Regions from separate parts of the Homo sapiens genome. Here regions 2 and 3 are each linked to region 1. A link is a contact called in ENCODE Hi-C or POLR2A ChIA-PET data. All regions are on one chromosome and are shown on one strand. The core of a region is the stretch at or near the end of the contact, and the rest is flanking DNA. Distances in the headings are between cores, read along the strand shown. Region 1 has its middle 9.4 kb from the start of TRT-TGT2-1. Region 2 overlaps LINC01705 (long intergenic non-protein coding RNA 1705). Region 3 holds the start of LINC02257 (long intergenic non-protein coding RNA 2257).

Evidence for each region. Hi-C counts contacts between places; a loop is a spot of excess contacts on that map. ChIA-PET counts read pairs that join two places held with the same protein, here RNA polymerase II (POLR2A). Pooled maps may share reads with other maps.
Region 2: a map of IMR-90 shows a loop between it and region 1 (4-fold over the local background). The contact joins two enhancer-like sites. A Hi-C loop is called at or near these places in 2 of 168 maps with a recorded cell type or tissue (IMR-90 and psoas muscle) and 6 of 50 pooled maps. POLR2A ChIA-PET finds 5 or more read pairs at or near these places in 1 of 52 experiments (AG04450).
Region 3: a map of mammary epithelial cell shows a loop between it and region 1 (24-fold over the local background). The contact joins the promoter of LINC02257 here to the enhancer-like site in region 1. A Hi-C loop is called at or near these places in 4 of 168 maps with a recorded cell type or tissue (HCT116, PC-9, mammary epithelial cell and 1 more), 1 of 37 single-sample maps with no recorded cell type and 8 of 50 pooled maps. POLR2A ChIA-PET finds 5 or more read pairs at or near these places in 1 of 52 experiments (PC-9).

Annotation. Positions count from the first base shown.
Region 1 is chr1:222,454,043-222,457,166 of GRCh38, forward strand. No RefSeq gene overlaps it. Among named protein-coding and RNA genes, the nearest start is that of TRT-TGT2-1, 9.4 kb to the right of the region's middle. RefSeq lists an enhancer at 1,343-1,392. Within about 2 kb of position 1,494, at least 10 of the 41 ENCODE cell types and tissues checked have a DNase peak (open chromatin) inside an H3K27ac peak, as active enhancers do; they include mammary epithelial cell and psoas muscle, where a contact is called at or near this core.
Region 2 is chr1:222,042,237-222,045,251 of GRCh38, forward strand. The region is part of intron 2 of LINC01705 (long intergenic non-protein coding RNA 1705); the gene reads right to left. Among named protein-coding and RNA genes, the nearest start is that of LINC01705, 16 kb to the right of the region's middle. Within about 2 kb of position 1,380, at least 5 of the 41 ENCODE cell types and tissues checked have a DNase peak (open chromatin) inside an H3K27ac peak, as active enhancers do; they include psoas muscle, where a contact is called at or near this core.
Region 3 is chr1:221,976,897-221,979,872 of GRCh38, forward strand. LINC02257 (long intergenic non-protein coding RNA 2257) reads right to left here and starts at 1,624. Exons shown (of 4, transcript NR_149057.1): 1 at 1,464-1,624. All of the region lies in intron 1 of LINC02474 (long intergenic non-protein coding RNA 2474), which reads left to right. RefSeq lists an enhancer at 1,639-2,381.

The DNA.
Region 1 (3,124 bases), core at 244-2,743:
CAGGTAGTCATGAGCATTAAATAGAGGAAACTAATCTTCCTAAAGTGCTGGTATCGTGCTTGCTGTTCCAACCCTGATAGCCATCATTACATTATTACAAGTCAAGCTGAAGGGCAGGAGAATAAATTGTAAGAATTTATTAAGCGTGGGTAGGGACCGAGTCTGGGCAGCCACAAGCAAAAATGGGAAAGGGATTCGCATGGTGGGAATGGCATTTGCCCATCTCCATTTTCGAGGCCTCTCTCTGGGTTCAACAGTTCTTCTAAGATCACATATGGCTGTCTGGCCACTTTAGTTGTAAGCTTTCTCTGCTTCCAAGAGATGTGAACTCATTTCAAGCAGCTCATTGGCAGCCCTCCTGCCCATTCTATGCATATTTTACAGAGGAGAGCTTTGAAGCTTAAGCAAAATGGCATTTGCAAGGTCACAGAGCTCACTGGTGGCAGAGCTGGGATACAGGACTATTGGATTCAAAGCCCCCCACCCACTCTTTACCTCCCTCCCCTTTCTAAAGCATGACCCACTGGAGCTTTCACGGTGGGGGCTATAGATTGTGGAAAAAAGTGGCAACATGACTGTGAACTTGCATCTGATCCAGTGATTCCAAATTCCCTTACAATTGAGGCAGAGACTCCGCCAAAGGGACTGGTGAGCCCTGTGACTGGCCCCATCACCATGACAACACTCCTGTTCCAGCGCCTCAAGGGATCTCCACTCTCCTACCTTCTCACGTAGGTGGGAAAGGTGGCGTCCTCACCTACATGTACGGCCAGGACTCCCATAATTTAAGAAGAGCCAGCTAGATCACTAAAATGGTCTCCATGCTACACGTTACAACTGCACATCTCAGCACCCAAAGCCTTCACTGGAGAGAGAAAACCGTGCCTGGGTGACTCGTGACTCGACATTGGCTCCGGACGTGTCAGTACAGAGGAACGTCGGTACCGGATCCCAGACATAGGGCTGAGCCCAGCTGGTTCTCATTCTCTTCTGGGGCCAGGCCTGCTGCTGGTTTCATTTAATTGAATATTTTGATTGTTTGATTTCTGTAGCCAGAAGCCTGTAGGCAGTAAATGCCCTTTTCCATCAGTTCAAGAAAGAAAATGTACCTGCCGAGGTAGTATCTGCTTCGCTGAGCTGCTGACTTATTTTAAGAACTAAATCTTTCCTGTTACTATATTTTTCACTCTGGGGTGTGCGCGCTCCAAGACTGACAGTAACTCAGGTCTAGGACAGGAGCGTCCTCTCGGCGATGACTTAGCGCCACCTACTGACCACTTGCTCAACAGCGGCCACGTTCAGCAACCACGGTGATCTCGACAGACACGAAAATGTTCTGTGCTCTCAACGAGAAGTTCTGCATGTATTCTTCCCTTCTCACATAGCAGAGCTTGCCTAGCAGAATTGTGCTCCTTTTATTTTTTAATATAAGTAAGTTAAGACACAGGGCTCCAGCAAGAAAGCTGAGCAAGTTCTCCATTTGGCAACTGTTTCATACTTCCCGACTTTGGCGGCTGTCATTTATAAATGATGAGCTCATGAGTGAGGAGGCTGATGCAACCCCCAGGGGCCCAAAACACAAGCATGGAGAAAGACAGCCCTCCTGTGGGATCTGATGCAATCGTCTTGTCTTCTTTAGGCTTTGATACCAGTGTTTCTAAACTTTAGGTGCAAGATTATCCTCACAGCACCTCTAAGGAGTATAAACCCCAGGGTTATTACTTACCGGTTACCACAGCAACTCATATGTAAAGAGTTGGAAAGTCCTTCCTCTGTGGTGATTGAGAGTAGACATGGAGCTGTTTGCAACCCCCTAAACACATTGCCCCCTTGCCACACAATAGCAAAAATTGAGAATTATCATCCTGTCACCACCCAGTGGCTCTGGGCCCTCAAGCTCCCAATTACTTACAGATATCTACAGCAGAGTCTCTTGACCTTCGCACCATCGGGTCAGATAGGTCTTTGTTGTTGGGAGGCTGCCTGCGCATTATGAGCATTTAGTAGTATCCTTGGCCTCTACCCACTGGTGTCACTGGCACCCCACCACTGTCCCCAAACCTCCACCCCTGTTATAACAATCAAAATACCTATAGACATTGCCAAATGTTTCCTGGGGGTACAAAATCACCTCTGCTTAAGAACCACCTATCTGGAAGGCAAATACATGGAATATAAGAAGAACAACAACAGTAATAATTACTAGTACTGCTATCATTTAAAAGGTAAAATTGCACCACCAGCTAATGGATAAGTCATCGGCTTCCTAAAAGGCACTAATTACGTGCTGAGACTTTTATGGCCTTATCTTATTTAGTCTTCACAACCAAGAAACCAGTCTGTGTTGACAAAACATTCACATTACAAGGAAACTGAAGATCAGAGATGCCAAGTAACTTGGCCAAGGGTGCAGAGCTGTCAGTGGCTGAACTACCATTTGAAACCAGACTTTCCTGACTGTAAAATCTGAGCCTGTCACCACCTCCAGATCCTGAGGTCACATAGCACAGATAGTTCTGGAACAGTCCTCACTCTCAAAAGTTCTGCCAGAGTATGCTAGCACTATTCAAATAATATATCTAGATTTAGATTTAAAGACATAAAGACTGTAGCTATCCTCTGTAAGAAATTGACCCAAAGTGTGACTGCTGTGGAGGTTTTCCAATAGGGGAATAGAGCGGGCCAGAGTCTTGGCCAGTAATTGACTGTATGGCCTTTATTTGGGGTCAGTTACTTAAGCTCTTGAAGTCTCTTCTTGTTCATATATAAGATAAAAAATTTTGTCAGAGCAATGGTACTCAACTCTGGCTGCACATTAAAATCACTTGGGTAGCTTTTTGCCATGGTTTGGATCTGTGTCCCCACCCAAATCTCATGTAATCCCCAATGTTGGAGGTGGGGCCTGGTGTGAGGTGGGATTGGATCATGGGGGCAGATTTCCCCCTTGGTACTGTCCTCAAGATACTGAGTTCTCATGAGATCTGGTTGTTTAAAAGTATGTGGCACCTCCCTTCTCTTTCTCTTTTGCTCCTGCTCCTACCGTGAAGACATATCTGCTCCCCATTTGCCTTCTGCCATAATTGTAAGTTTCCTGAGGTCTTCCCAGAAGCCAAGCAGATGCCAG
Region 2 (3,015 bases), core at 130-2,629, 410 kb before region 1:
GAAATGTTGGAGGTTAATGGTACTGTGGGAATTTTATTCCTGGAAAAGGGAACATTTGAGCAAAGAGAGGAATGCACAGGATAATTAAAGGAATATCTTGTGGCTTAGTTTGACTGAATCATAGCACATATTATGGGAGAAAAGGCAGGTCCTCAAGTAACCTCTCTGGGTTAGTCTTTGCATTCACTTGCGACATTTTCTCGATTCCATCAGTGTACATTCCGTGTCTCTCTCTAGTTCCTGGACTCTCTAAGACTGGAGCTCACATTGTAACCACTCAGACCACTCAGCCTTCTCTTTTCCATGAGAATCATCTTCCATCCCTATTTTCAGACTATTCTGGTTTCATCAGCTTTTTAAGACAATTATTAATATTTTGATGAAGTTGGCAGTCTAGTAATGACAGTGTGATCACTCAACCTGGTTATAGAGAAAAACATGTTTGCAAATTTTCCATCTGGTGAAAAGTCTAAAGGTCCCAAGCTCATTTCTGTAATCTCTCAAATTCCAGTGCCTATTCTAGAAGGGGGCTTGGTCAGACTGGACCAGACAGCCACCCTGAACCTGGAGGGAACAAGCTCAACAGCACGGGGACAGGGATGGAGGTGAGGACACCAAGTTGTGGGTAGGCTGCAGGGTCTACAGAAGAGTCAGTTCATTTTTAAAATGAGATGCCTGTGAGTCCCCCATGTGAATCAGCTGTCACTGCAGGGTACTCATGCTGTTCCTATCATATCATTGGGATACTTTTCAGAGCATGGTTCCCAATACTCAGAACCTTTTATTTTATTTATTTTTCCCAGAGAGGTATTGACGTATTTGCATAAAGAAATAGAAGTTGCTGTCTCATGGACTTTTGGATGCAGAATAATTATTTTGCAAAACAATATGAATAAACAGCAGAAAAAAAGTAGGAAAATAGAAAGAGAAGCAGATGCCCCATCTCCAGGGTGTGAGTATCATCACCTCACGTTTACATCAGAGTTCCTGAGTATCACTCTCAGATCATAGTTATTTTACTCTTTCCCCCAATATCTACAAGTACAGTCTGACACTGTGCAAAGCTACCAGTGTCCCCTGAGGGTTGTTTGCCCCTAATGGGTCTTCTCTCTGCCCTTCCCACTTCAGCTTCCAGTCTCAGGTCTCTTGCCCCAGCAGAAGCCCTGCCCCTCACCGTGTGGGGACAGGAAAGGTCCCTTCCCAAGCACCACATTATCAACTACTATTGGACCCACCTGGGCAATTTGGCAGCCTATGTGCCCTGGCATTCTGGGACAGCTTAGGAGTGTCTGAGAATAGACAGAGATGGCCCAGAGCTGCAGCTGCACAGCTGAGGCAGAGAGTGCCCCAGCGCCCCAGCCTCAGGCAGCCTCCTCGGCCTCCCTCCCAGGAGCAGGCTGGCTGCACAGCTGATCCTCACTAATCCCGCTCCGTAGAGCCAAACTGCTTGATTTTCATATATCTATGACTTGCGTGTTCTTTACATCGCCTGCTTTATTTTCAAACCTGTCAACAGGCCTCTGAAAAGGTTGCACACATGAGCAAAGGTCTGGGCAGCTGCAGGAAGGACAGAAGCAGCCGCAGGCTGGGCAGGAGGGGGAAGGCCTGGGGTGGCAGCCCAGCTACAGCAGGGCAGGCACTCAGACCTGGGAGACTGAGTCAGGAGAACATGGACTTCCCATTTTGGGGGTTTTGTCTCATCAAAACAAAAACCAGGCATATGTTTTTCTGCCCTGAGATCCTATCTGGTTAGATTAGCAAGCTGGCTATAAATCTGAGATGGACCACAGACTTACTGAACTATATTTATCAAGTTTCTTAATAAAGCAAAGGCCCAGAAGCCTTTGAGAGTGAACACTGTTTTTTTCTGACAGAGACATAAGCCAGCAACAAGCAGTTTATTGTTGTTGTTCAGTTGCCAAGTGGGTGATTCAATTAAAATAGGAGCTACATCAGATCTGTTTGTATGAACCCACAGCGTTGCTATTTGTAAAGGGGCCCTACTTCTCGGACTTACATCATTGCTATTTTTTTTTCAAGATTGTTTTAAGGTCTCTAAAAGAAGACTCACAGGTTGAGATTTGCCTACCGCGTTGTGCCGACAAAGACCAGACAGTCAGACTGAGGCTGTCTCTGAATATGGATGTTGTGCCAATCATTGTTTCTAAGCTGACAGGTCAATTCAATCTAACAATGGAATTCAAGATAATGAAAGCCAGAATATCAGAATAGAAGAGGATCTTGGGAGTTACAAGGCATGACTCCTTCATTTGAAGCTGAGGAAAGTAAGGACCAATGACTTTGCTAGACTGGGACTTGAAGGCAGAATTATTAGGGCTCTTTCCAGTGGACTACACATACCCGCAAGCTCCCTGGCATCTTGAAATAGAGTCTGGTTCAGGAGCTTCATGTCGAACCAGATAAATGTGTAACACAATGGGAGAGAGGAAAACCCGGGTGCCATAGATGGGAAGAACAGTATTGTGGGCTCTCATATCTACAGGTGTCCTCTCAAATTAGAGAAGTAGCCTCCAGATTTTGTTTCACCCATAGACCATGTGGAGAATTCAGTCTCTGATGGGCCCCACAAAAAAACTATAGAGGAGATGGGGCCCGGTGGCTCACGCCTGTAATCCCAGCACTTTGGGAGGCTGAGGCGGGCAGATCACAAGGTCAAGAGATAGAGAGCATCCTGGCCAACACGGTGAAACCCCATCTCTACTAAAAATACAAAAATTAGCTGGGCATGGTGGCAGGCACCTGTACTCCCAGCTACTCGGGAGGCTGAGGCAGGAGAATCACTTGACCCTGGGAGGTGGAGGTTTCAGTAAGCCGAGATCACACCACTGCACTCCAGCCTGGAGACAGAGCAAGACTCCGTCTCAAACCTAGAGGCAAAATAGCAAGATAATCCAGGGACTAATGAGTAATGCAGAGGAAACATACCTTTTCTGGTGGACGCTAATGCACTCTTCAAATATTTCAATGTAACAGGATTCTAAGTTGGAAGTTTTA
Region 3 (2,976 bases), core at 374-2,873, 480 kb before region 1:
CTGGGCTGGGTTTTTATATTTGATGAAAAAGAGCCTAAACGCTTCTGATTTGGGATAAAGAAAAAGGAGCATTAACCTTGACTATGCCTTTGGCTCCAGCCACCTTTTTAAGAGTAAATTGCTGGGCAGGTGGGGGAGGGCTAGTCACGGAACGAAACTGTAAGCCGGACCAGGTGTGAGGAGGGGAGGTGATAAAAAGATTGTAGGGTGGAGGAGCAGAGGCTGAGGAAGAATTGGGACCTAGCTCGGCCTGGCGAGGAGCAGCCTGGGGAGGAAGGGAGAGGTCAGATGGGTCTGTAGAAAAGGAAGATTAGAAAGACTCAGCGATGCTTGGGGTTGGTACTGAGGGGACAGGCGGGAGGGAAAGAAGGAAGATTTGGGATGAGTTGCACTGGGCACAGAGGCTAGGAAGGGACTGATGTGTAAAAGAATGCCTGGACGTCAGGCACCTCAGACCGTTTGCCTATTTTACAAGAATTATTTAGATTTTGCAGGATTGAAAAATTCAAAGTGCCATTTTCTGGCTATTTGGAACTACTGTCGAGTTTGTATTGGGGTCAAGCGGTATTGCAGAAGAAAATAAGGCATTTAGGTTTTAGGTCAGGTGTGAGTTGAAGAGGTTTTAAGTTTTTGAGAACACAGGCCAAGGGAGTAGGAGGAGGAATGGAGGGTGGAAGGTTCCCATAGTGAAGGAAGCAAGCCTAGAGAAAAGAGAGAGTAGAGAAATGGAGGGAAGGGTTTGGGGGTTCTTACCTTCCAGAAAAGTGGGAAAAGGGGTTGGGGTGCAGAGATAAGAGGTCAGGGTGTGGAAATAAGGGATTGGGGTACAAAGATATAAGAGGTTGGGGCACGGAAATAAGGGATTGGGGTGCAGAGATAGGTTGGGGCACAGGAATAAGGGATTGGGGCACAGAGATAAGAGGTTGGGGCATGGAAATAAGGGATTGGTGGTTCTTGCCCCATAGAAAAGCAGGACTTGCCGCTAAGGGTGAAGGAGAAGGGGTTGAGGGGTACTTGCCCCCCTCCTAGAAAAGTGGGACTTGCCAGTAAGGGTGAAGGAGAATGGGTTGAGGGTACTTGCCCCTCTCCCAGAAAAGCAGAGAAGGGGTAGAGACATGGAGAGAAGGGGCTGGGGTACTTGCCCCTTCCCCAGAAAAGCGGGACTTGCCGCTAAGGGTGAAGGACCAAGGCAGGCGTCCCTGCGTGGTCTGACACCCTTGAAACATGGGTGTATAATCAGAGAGGTGTCCCTGCAATGATTAAACACCAAGGGAAGGCTGCCTTCCCAGTCCGTGACCCGCGCCAGAGTTTTGGGTCCACGGATAAAACGTGTCTCCTTTGTCTCTCCCAGAAAATGAAAGGAATTGAAATTAAGAGAAGGGAGAGATTGAAGAGTGGAAAGGATAAAGTGGTTGAGGGACAGTGAGAGAGGTTGGAGAAGAGAGTAAGAAGAGGCTGCTTACCTGATTTAAAATTGGTGAGATGTTCCTTGGGCTAGTCGGTCTGAGGACCTGAGGGTCATAGGTGGATCTTTCTCACGGAGCAAAGAACAGGAGTACAGGGGATTGATCTCCCAAGGGAGGTCCCCCAATCCGAGTCACGGCACCAAATTTCATGTGCATCTGTGTGAAGAGACCACCAAACAGGCTTTGTGTGAGCAACATGGCTGTTTATTTCACCTGGGTGCAGGCGGGCTGAGTCCGAAAAGAGAGTCAGTGAAGCGAGATAAGGGTGGGGCCGTTTTATAGGATTTGGGTAGGTAAAGGAAAATTATAGTTAAAGGGGGTTTGTTCTCTGGTGGGCAGGAGTGGGGGTCGCAAGGTGCTCAGTGGGGGTGCTTTTTGAGCCAGGATGAGCTAGGAAAAGGACTTCAAGGTAATGTCATCACTTAAGGCAAGGACCGACCATTTACACTTCTTTTGTGGTGGAATGTCATCAGTTAAGGTGGGGGCAGGGCGTATTCACTTCTTTTGTGATTCTTCAGTTACTTCAGGCCATCTGGGCGTATACATGCAAGTCACAGGGGATGCGATGGCTTGGCTTGGGCTCAGAGGCCTGACACCTATGATGATGATGGCATCTTATTCAATATCTACTATATAACAATTGAAATCTCTAAATGAAAGCCAAGGGTTTGGAAGAATTGATGTCCTTTATTACTAAAGAGTAATAGACATGGAGACATCTGATACATCATGGCGTGTGTGTGTGTGTGTGTGTGTATGTGTGGTTGGGAGTGTGGGTGGTTAAGTATATGCGCATACGCTTATTGGGTAATGGAAGGGGCAGGTCATGGGAAAGGGAGATGCAGAATCCAACTTGGGTAAATTTGTTTTTTTCTAAGGTAGTCCAGCAGATAATTCAGTGAGAACATATTCTGAGTGACACCTACAGTGAGTATTTCCAGTGGGATCAAACAATCAAATAAAGAATTAAATAGAAAGCAGCACAGAGTGATTTTTTAAAACATGCCTTCAAAACAGTCAACAACATAGTAAAGAAGAATTAAAGCAAATGAGGCTCATCTAGCTTGCTTTTCTCAACAAAATTGGAGTAATTAAGTACAAAGGTAGTATGATAAGAAATTACATGAAAATAGGCAGATACAGACCAAAATTGCTTCCCCAGAATTCTTTCTCAGACTCCTACTACCTTGCACTTTTCTGCTCCCCAGCCTCTCTCTCTCCCTAACCTAACTTTTCTGCTAAATATTTTCTGACTTTTGTCTCCCTCCTGTGCCTATACATTTTTGTAGCTTTTCTGAGCTCAGGCTTCAGCTCTTTTTTTCCTTCAGTAGAGACCACATGGTACCCTGAGACACCATATCCTATGGAGCCCAAACTTGGTGTTATCATTGGCCAGCTGTGGGTTCTAGTCAAGTTATTTAGTCTCTCTGAGTGTCACCTGTCCCATCTTTTAAAATGAGTAAAATAATACCTACCTTAAAAGGTTTTAATGAAGTTTAGAGATATTCCT